2 separate regions of the Homo sapiens genome follow, and region 2 is linked to region 1. A link is an interaction called in ENCODE POLR2A ChIA-PET data of the cell type or tissue named here. Cell type or tissue: MCF 10A. All regions are shown on one strand. Region 1 holds the start of LOC124904192 (a long non-coding RNA gene). Region 2 overlaps FGGY (FGGY carbohydrate kinase domain containing).

The links. ChIA-PET counts read pairs that join two places held together with the same protein. Peaks named below come from ENCODE experiments on the same cell type or tissue, not always from the same donor. Only the 100,000 strongest peaks of a DNase experiment are listed, where the experiment ranks them.
Region 2: POLR2A ChIA-PET joins it to region 1 with 10 read pairs; 2 of 35 experiments call an interaction of 5 or more read pairs at or near these places.

What each region holds. Positions count from the first base shown.
Region 1 is chr1:59,496,751-59,501,750 of GRCh38, forward strand. All of the region lies in intron 6 of FGGY (FGGY carbohydrate kinase domain containing), which reads left to right. It overlaps LOC124904192 (a long non-coding RNA gene), which reads right to left and starts at 4,282. Exons shown (of 3, transcript XR_007066139.1): 1 at 4,203-4,282; 2 at 1,069-1,174. In MCF 10A, no CTCF peak of the experiment used is centred here; a DNase peak (open chromatin) is centred at 3,061.
Region 2 is chr1:59,442,145-59,447,144 of GRCh38, forward strand. All of the region lies in intron 5 of FGGY (FGGY carbohydrate kinase domain containing), which reads left to right. Among named protein-coding and RNA genes, the nearest start is that of FGGY, 150 kb to the left of the region's middle. In MCF 10A, no CTCF peak of the experiment used is centred here; a DNase peak (open chromatin) is centred at 3,107.

The DNA of each region.
Region 1 (5,000 bases):
ATGTCTACAATCAAATCAGGTTGGGGATTCATATGTGATATTTCCTTAGAGATTCTCAGTGCACACCAGCATATTAAAGTCCCAATTGTTACATCACAGAAACCTGTGTACTTTGTTCAACTTTACATTTCCTAAATTTATTTGCACAAATAGCTTCTTTCAAATAATACCTTTTAACATCTTTTTAAACTCCTCTGGGAAACACTGATTTAAGGCAACATGACAATTATATGTTAGGTGTTATGGCAATAATGAGGGGGGCCTAACTACCACAACTCTGGGTGTGAAACAGGTAAGCATTCAGGATTGCCTTCCTGGAGTAGGTGACCCCTGAATTGCTTCCAGAAGGAGTAGAGAGGTTAGCCTTGTGAAGAATAGAGAAGGGTATTTCATAGAGAAAGAACTGCCAAAACACAGATATGTAGACCCAAACATCCCACATCATCATCCTTGGAAAATAGATTTACAAATTTCCAGCAGGAAGAGGAAAAAAAGTGCTTGAAGTGTGCTGGTTTCTCACCTTAGTGGAAATAATTGCTTAAAAAAACAGCCAGAGGCTGGACACGGTGGCTCATGCCTATAATCCCAGCACTTTGCGAGGCCGAGGCAGCAGATCAGCTGAGGTCAGGAGTTTGAGACCAGCCTGGCCAACATGGCAAAACCCCATCTCTACTAAAAAATACAAAAATTAGCCAGGCGTGGTGGCAGGCACCTGTAATCCTAGCTACTCAGGAGGCTGAGGCAGGAGAATAGTTTGAAGCCAGGAGGCAGAGGTTGCAGTAAGCCGAGATCATGCCACTACACTCCAGCCTGGGCGACAGAGCCAGACTCCGTCTCAAACAAACAAAGAAACAAAAAAAACCAGAGTAGAATGCAATTCTCCTCATCTGGATTTCAGCAAGAATTGCCCATTTCTGTTCAGCCGTAGGCCTCCATCCTCTGTTGCCAGTCTGTTCTTCTGACTCTCACCTGTCTCCTTTCTGCACACAGAAGGCCAGAGAGAATGAACAATTCTTCCCCATGTCAGTTGGCTCACCCTTCCTGGAAGTGTGGATTTCCTGTTAGTACCTGCAACTCTGTCGGCGCTGCTATTTCTGTCTTCGCGTTGTTTCAGAATACTCTCACACTGCTGCCCCATTTTTCCGTACGCAGTCTTCCAGGCCCTTTTTTGCACCTGATTTTTGCCAGGCAGCATAATTAGAGGATGTTACATTTCCCTGAAAGAGCATATTCTCATGGACAACAGGACACAAGGGAGTAAGAAAGCTTCAAAGATGCTGGAGGGTCTCCCTCCTGTACCCCAACCTGTGCCACTTGGTATAACAGGATTCTACATGAGTTAGCTTTTCTTTATTGTTATTAGGAGATTAATAAAAATTGACCTCATTTATTTAGTGCTTACTATGTACCAGACACTGTACCAAGAATTTATTATCATTCAACTTTCACAACCCTAAAATATGTGTATTTTACAAATGAGGAGAAGTAGGCTGGCGAGTAGCTTGCCCAAAGTCATTCAACTCAGAAGAGAGGCCATCGTTTAATCTTAGATTGTACTTGTAAAATTCACACATCCAATACATAATGCCTTTAAATGTTCTCATTGTTAACATTTATTTTCTTTGGATTCTGTGCCTATTTCTGCTTATGTCTCCGGATTACCTGGGAGCTTTTAAAAATAAGAATCCTAGGGTTCCACTTTATAACATTGACCAGAAGTCAAGAATGGGGCCCAGGAATTGCTATTTTCAGAAGCTCCCTAGGTGACTCTAATGCAGGGCTCTTCATACCTTGGTGTGCGTCAAAATCACCTGGTGAGGGAGGATGGCTGGGCTCCACACCACAGTTTCTGCTTCAGTAGGTCTAGGGTGGGGACTGAGAATGCACACTTCTAACAAGTTCCCAAATGCTGTTCATGCTGCCATCCTAGCACTTGAGCATTTTTCCCAATATGTGTATGATCCCCCTCCCCCACCAACTGGGTGACGTAGATAGAACTTTAAGTGTCATTAAGTTATGTCATGTTTTGAATCTTTCTCTGCTCGATTTCCACGTCAACATGAGTGAGGGCTTCAGGGATTTTACTCCATCATTTTGGCTAAATGCCAACTTGGCAAATTCCACTCCTCCCCCGGAGGGACTGCAAATGCCAGTGTCCTCCTTCATTCAGGAGTGAGGTCATTGTCTGTGTGGTTAAAAGTGGACACTTTCTGCTGCTTCTGCTTTTGCACTGTAGTAGAAGTTTCAAGGAGCTCTATTTTACAGTTCCAAATTACCATCCCTCCCCTCTTTAATGCTTCCAAGATGGATAGTCTCTCACCATAGGTTAATGTTTAGATTTTGATCTCTATTTCTCAGCCCCCCAAATCTGGATGATCCTCTGGTGCCAGAGCTGTTGCATGTATCACCCCTGGACACTTTCTTCTCTGCTTGAACCAGAGAATAATTATATATAGTAGTTCCCCCTTGTCCATGGAAAATACCTTCCAAGACCCCCAGTGGATGCCTAAAAACATGGGTAGTACTGAACCCTATGTATACTATGTTTGTTTTTTTTTTTTTTTTGATCTGGTAACTGAGAGGATTACTAAGCGGACGACAGGGAGGTAGTGCCTACAGCATGGATTTGCTGGACAAAGGGATGATTCACATCCCAGGTGGGACCAAGCTAGATAACGTGAGAATTCATCACACTATTCAGAATGGTGTGCAATTTAAAACTTATGAATTGTTTATTTCTGGAATTTTCCATTTAATATTTTTGTACTAGAGTTGACCATGAGAAATTGAAACCATGGAAAGCGAAACTGCAGATAAGGGGAGACTGCTGTGCTAGAGTGCTATAGAGGATTTCATTTGGAAAAAAAAAGTTTTGGTCCTGGAAAAAAAGTTTAAGAACATAGTCGTATTCCATTTCTTCATATGTTTGAGATATTTCTGGCTTTGGTGAAACATAGGCTAGGAAAAGAACCTAACATCTTATTAGTGTAACTGAACAACAGTAACAGCAGACTTAGCCTTTCTTCCTTATGTGCAACATTACCTGTGACCTGACTCTTGAAACATAGCTGCTATTAAAGTACAAGTGAGTCATGCATAGCAGCTTCTCCTTGCCCAGTTAATTTCTCTGTAAAATCTTTACTCTCTTTTATTCATGTATATATATGTATGTGTGTGTGTGTAAATATATACATATATATGTTTGTATTTCCCTTTAAGGATTTCAAACACAAAGACCCTAGTCATTTGATTGTCTCTGTACTGTCGAATTTTGCCTACAACCCTGACTGTAGAGACACATTGTTACCTGTTTTCCATATTCTGTCTAGTAAATGCTTGGTTGTCAGGACAACGGCATAGAAGGTGGAAGCTCATTGATAACCACGTGAATTCTTTAAACAAATATGATCAGAGCAAATTCCAGGGTATGCTTGAAAGTAGATTTAAGGAAGAGCAAAGGTTTCAGACATATCCTTCCTTTTATAAACTTGATATTCATCTTTAAGGATCAGCAACAGTTGGAGTTACTCATAATTTTATTTAAAATCCTGAATAAAGATATCACCTTAGTTTTATGGTACGTTTGTCATTCCAGCTTGTTAGGCATGAGTGTGTTGTTACTGACAGAGCCCCTGGAGGACAGGCAGACACTGTGGTTCTCCATGGTCTCTCAGTACCAGGCACAGAGCAAGCACCCAATACATATTATAGGAATAAATGATCTCAAATCTTCACAGTGCCTCTTATAGATGGCTTTTATGATATATATCTGCAGAGAAACTGAATTCAGGGATTTTAAGTGCCTTTTTTGCAAGGCCCTTAAAGTTTGGGAAAGTAGGTGCATGGAATTAGAACTCAGATTATCCTGACTTCTAAGATCACACTCTTCATTGTAGCACACTGCCTTCTTGCCAAAAAAAAAAAAAAAAAAAAAAAGGAAGAAACATGTAAAAAGACAGACCATTTCTAAGATGAAATGTGTGCTTTTCAAAACAATAGCAGAAAACCTTCTTCAAAGGTAAAATAGTTGGAAATAGAAGAAGAAATAATATGTAATTTAGCGTTCGTTGAGGATAAGCAATTAATCCTGCCCTCCAGGGGTGAATTTATGTCTAGCCTATTTGCACATGAAAGTACAAGTTGGGCTTCATTTCTATGCAAGTAAGACATCTGGTTGGGAAGTGAAAAATTTTGTCAGTTACCTGAATCATGTTTGGTCTACATGATAGAAAAGCCCCTGATGTCTTCAGATCACCAGAAGACATTTGGCATTGTATAGTTAACACCAGATCCACTGACTGAGTGGTTCACCTGAGAGTTGCTGCTTGACATCCTGTAGATTCACCCATTGTTAGGAGGCTGTTACCATTTTGTAAGTCAGCAGTTTGCAAACAGTAGTCCAGACGAGAAACCAACGCTGGCCCTTGACAAAGTGTTCACTGGTGTGTGATGCAATAAATACATGAGGTCATAAAAGGAAGTGTATTTACCTTAAAAAAGAACATCCTTTATTTTGAGATCCTCTGCTTCCTATGTTTTTAGTGATACAATTTTGTGTCAAATAAATCCTCATTGTAAGATTTGGTTTTAATTAGTAAATGAGACAGGATAAAAAATTGAGAAACCTATATAAATCCCTAGTTTTCTTTATGTGATCTTTGTATTTGATTGTGAAAAAAAAAAGCAAAATTGTAGAAACCACTGCTTTAAACCTTGTAATATTTTTAGCACAATGACACCTAAAGTATTTTCATGTATTTCCCAAGTTTTCCTTTTCCTAGAAGTGGGGTAACTCTCCATGGTAGAACTGTTTGCATGGGTCTTGAAAGCATTGGACATCTTAACAGTCAAGTATTTTGCTGACAAAATAATGAATTTTCCTTTTGAAACAAGCGTTTTGTTCTTAAAATAACTCTAAAGAGAACACCTTCTGCACTTTTAAAGCATTTCCCTCTGAAGGCATGCCGTGGAGACATGACCATAGGGAGAAACTTTTTGTG
Region 2 (5,000 bases), 55 kb before region 1:
CTAATTGTTTGGGTTCCAACTCTAGCTCTACCCGTATTAGCTAAATAATATGGTGCTCTCTTCCCCTGACAGACTGTTAATCCCTTGAGGCCAGATAATATTTACAAGAATTTCTTAAATGGCTAAGTCACAAAATTGTCATGTTTTTTACCTTAATAGCAAGTCTGAATGTATCCTCCTTCTGAAGAGCTGATGTATTGTTTCTGCTGGTTTCTGCATCTTGATCCCTGAAAGATATTGAAAACCTAATTTTAAGGCCATTTTCCTGTTTGTTTGTTTTTGTTTTTGTTTTTGTTTTTGTTTTTGTTTTCCATTTCTGTTTCCTTTCCCTCTTTTCCTGTCCTTCCTTAGAGACAGGACATCTTGAAAGGTACGAAATCTTCAGGTCTGTACTTCTACTTCACCAACTTCCTTTTAATGTTTTTACCTCTTTGTCTTGTGTGGAAAATCTTAATCTGACTCTTTCTGCTTTGTGTCAAAGGGATACTGTTCATGTTAAAATTCTCAGCTCTGAGAGGTATGTGAGTAGGCCGTTCCTTGGGTGATGGGACAGTTGACATCATATCTGAGAAGAGCATCACCATGGTGCCCTTTACTTATGGCCGTTGTCATGATGACAGTCATAGCCACCTGGAGCACAGTGGCCTGACAAAGACAGGAATAGGAAGAGGGAAATAATTCGTCCAACACTTTTGTATTTTGCACAATGGGAAAAGAGTGGCATCATTTCTAGATCCTAAACCAAAATTGATAGAAAAAGAAGACTAGAATGATAAGATCTGCTAAATATTCTCAGGGGGTTGAAGTATCAAATATCTGCAGATGGTATCACTGAGCAAAATCAAGGAGAGCAGTTTAGGATTTTTAGTATGAGGGAAATGATAATGCTTTTCAGTACTTCTTAGAGTTGTCAGTGTCTCATAAAAGATAAAGAATATTTGTTGAGTGACCACAACTTGCTGGGTACTGGGCTACACTACAGTATAGTATAGTTATTACTGAGAATTTGTAGAGATAATCCTAGCTTATCAAGGAAATATTTGTTTTATAATTTGTTCAGGTGCTTATTTATATTGAAGAATATTCTCAAGTTAAGATGATTTTTTTAGATACTCCAGAGGCCAGAATTAATCATAAAGGGCCCTAATAGCCAAAAAGAATTGAAATGCACTAGGCCAATTGGCAGACACTATTTCAGTCTGCTCTCTTTCATCCTTTGCCAGGAATTGTACATTATCTCTTTAAGGCAGAGCAGCCTTGGATGACCATATATTAATATGATAACTTGCTTTTCCTTGCTCCCCACCCCCCAACTAGTGGCTTTAGAATAGCTTTGCTATTTTTCACTTATTTCTTGGCAGTAGCACTAGATCCCAGGCTTACCGATTATGCACACTTTAGATAACTTTGGGTCAGCTCAGTACTGAACAAATGGCAAGTCAGGAATGCCATTAAGACTGAAGAATGTTGGAAGATAAGGATTATATAGACACCACTGTCCTTATACACACTGTGTTGTCCTGTAATTGGATAGGCCAAAATGAGTTGACACTGGAAGAGGTATTTTAATATTGGAGCTTATAAAATGTTTAGAAATGTTTTCCTATCTGAGTCAGACTGAGATAGGTATGTATGTTTTCTGTCTCTTCTGAGTGACACTGGGAAATAGTTATGATTGGGAATAGGCCTTGGTACCAATAACCTCATATATACACTAGGGTAGACCTTGCAGAGGAAGCTGGCACCAGGGCATGGGACCGTGAAGCAAAGGGGTTCAGAAGAACTAGAGAGTGGTCCAATAATGAGTCTTCAGATGGCCAGAGGCAAAGGCTGAGATCAAGCCTCAGGTCCAAGAAGCCAGAATCATAAGCCTGAAATAATTGAGTGAGAAACCCAACATTACTAGAATGGAGAAGAGGCTAGGGGAAAGGCAGGAGCAAACCCAAGGGCTGGGGGTCTGAAGATGTTACCATCACAAGGCAGCCCCATTTTAATGGCCTCTAGCCACAGGGTTTGCCATTAAAAACTGTAGGAGTAGACAGATGCTTGATGGAAACCCTTGACCCCGGGTCTTTGCTCCCTTAATGAAGGAATCTAAGGCAAAGTAGAGATTCTTTTTTTAACATTTAAACTTTATTTTTAATTGACAGATAATAATTGTACATATTCATGGGGTACATAGCAAAGTTTCCATACATATAATGCATAGTGATCAGATTAATTAGCATATCCATCTCAAGCCTTTTTCATTTCTTCGTGTTGGGAATGTTTAATATCCTCTTTCTAGTGATGAGAAACTGTATAATACATTATTGTTAACTGTAGTCATCTTACAGTGGTATAGAACAGGGCTCCCCAACCCCATGGGGTTCTATACCACTGTAGGATGACTAGGGTTAACAATAATGTATTATACAGGTACTGGTCTGTAGCCTGTTAGGAATCTGGCTGCACAGCATGAGGTGGGCGGTGGGCTAGTGAGCATTACCACCTGAGCATCACCTCCTGTCAGATCAGCAGTGGCATTAGCTCCTCAAAGGAACAGGAACCCTATTGTGAACTGCGCATGCAAGGGATCTAAGTTGCACGCTCCTTATGAGAATCTAATGCCTGATGATCTGAGGTGGCACAGTTTCATCCCGGAACCTTCCTCCTCGCAACCCCCACCCATGGAAAAATTGTCATCCACAAAACTGGGTCCTGGTGCCCAAAAGGCTGGGGACCGCTGGTATAAAACAGAGTTTATTTCTCCTTATCTAGTTGTAATTGTGTATCCTTTAACAGATCTCTCCCTATCTTTTTACATGTCCTTTGATACCATAAGCTCTATGGACACCCTATAATATTTCTTCATTATACTTACCCTTCATAGTAATTACTAGAGTGAGCTCTTCATGGATTTTTCTCTTTTACTAGACTCTAAGCTCCACGAAGGAAGAGATAATATCTGTGCCTGGTACATAGTAAGAGCCTAATAAATATTTTTGGAAGGAGGGAGAGAAAGAGGGAGGAGGGAAATAAATGGCTCTTTTGCTCCTTTTCTTCATGCCAGGGCAACACTCAGCTTCTGAGGTATGCACAGCAAGGATCTTGCTGAGATGGGTGTGGCCACTTGCTTGCCTCACTTCCAGCCCTGGGCACATGCAGTTCTTTCTACCTGGTGCAGTCCTCTTCCTCCCTGCTCTGGCACTTGCCTCTGCTTCCACTTCTGCTGCTGCTTCTTTTTCTAGTCTCCTGCAGCCTAATCATCCTCTTGACACATTCTTTCTTTAACCATCTGAATGCCTTCAGTATGGTTCCTGTGAGCTCTGAATGTTCTGGAAGCCATTGTTTTGTTTTGATAATTTTGAATATTTTACTCTTGCTCATTATGGATTAACTTTACAGCTGAACTCTCAAAACCAGACTTCATTTTCCCAACTTGAGAGAACATCTCATTGTTGTCCCTGTGTCCTTGCCTATGGCACACATCTCCCGAACACCCTTTTTTACCAGAACATCCTCACAGCAAACCTAAGGCAGCTAACTGCTTTCTACAGCTCTGTGTTTCTTGACCTCTTCCATCTGTTTTATTTTCATATTTTTCCTTTGTTAAAAAAAGGAGATAACAGACAAGAAAAACACGAGAAATTAAATACCTCAAAATTACTGTACATTTTCACTTGGAGTAACCAGTCTTTGTAATGTTTTGTAAATATCTTTCCCTGAGTGGGCCTGAATAAGCATGTAGTTAACAAGCATGGACTTTTAATTGATCAGGGCAGGTTTTGAACTTCTGTCCTGCTCTTTCCTAATGATACAACCTCCAATGACTTAACTTCTGAGCCTCAGTATTCTCTTCTGTGAAATGGAAATACTAATAATAGTATCCTCACAAGTTTGTTGTGATATTCAGTAACCCACATAAAATTTCTATGCATAATGCCTGGCGTATAATAGGCACTAAGTAAGCTGTCACTTGTTTTCTTTACTTTCCTGCTTTCTCTCATATTGCCTCTAATTAGTACCGTCCTTATTTTTTAGGGGACAGATCCAAATCCGTGAATCCAGGGGCTTCATCACGATCTTGGAATATTTTGGTGGCAACTTTAAGATCTTTTGTTTTCTGACTCTTAGATCTCTTTCTTTTGGTGGCATGGGAAAATTCCCTCAACTCGATTATTTATTCAGTTCTTTCATGCTCCCCATATTGTCATGGCCACGTTTGAATCATGTTATCGGCAAGTCTGACCGAAAAAGCAATTTAATATTGCCCTGTGTTGCATCATTGCATATATTATTTCAGCCTGTCACGGGCCTGTCAGCAAGTCTTGATGAAGTACAGAGCCAATAGTAACAGGCCTGAAATCTGACAGCTCTTTAACAGAAGCTGCTCCGATTGGTGCAGTGGTATTTCTTCAGAAATTAAGGCCTTCTTGGTCTCTTTGTTGATACAATTAGCAATCCAATCTGAGTCATTTTATCTCCCAATGAGCTGTATCTTCAGGGCTGGTAATTCAGTCTGTTGCATGGCTTGGAAAAACAGAGCCATCAGAGGCCTGTGATGTACCAAAGGCTGCAGCCAGGAATATCTTGGTAATTTATCCCCACTCTCAGCTCTAATTATTCTGTTCTTCACTGGCTGGTTCGATTGAGACTCTCCAGGTTCAGCCTTCCCTAAGCAGAGAACAAAAGGTTTCCCTTGAAAGTTGGGGCCTGGCAATGTCAGTACAGTGAGCTGCGTATAAATAATGCAGCAGTGCCGGCTTCATTTTTATAAAATCTTGGTGGAGAAATGCATGAGAATGATCAGGCCCCTGGAACTCAGCAGGCATGTGCTTTTGATGTGCGCCTTGCTCTGAGTAAAAGCAGGAGAATAAAAAGTTCTTGTTTGTGCTGAGGCTACTTCATGGTCTCTGGCTCGGATTTTGGTGACCCTTTCGCTTTGTTTCTGATAGAGTCTGGAGGCTCCTACCTAACTAGGAAAACTCTGATATGTATATAGAGGGAAATACCTTCAG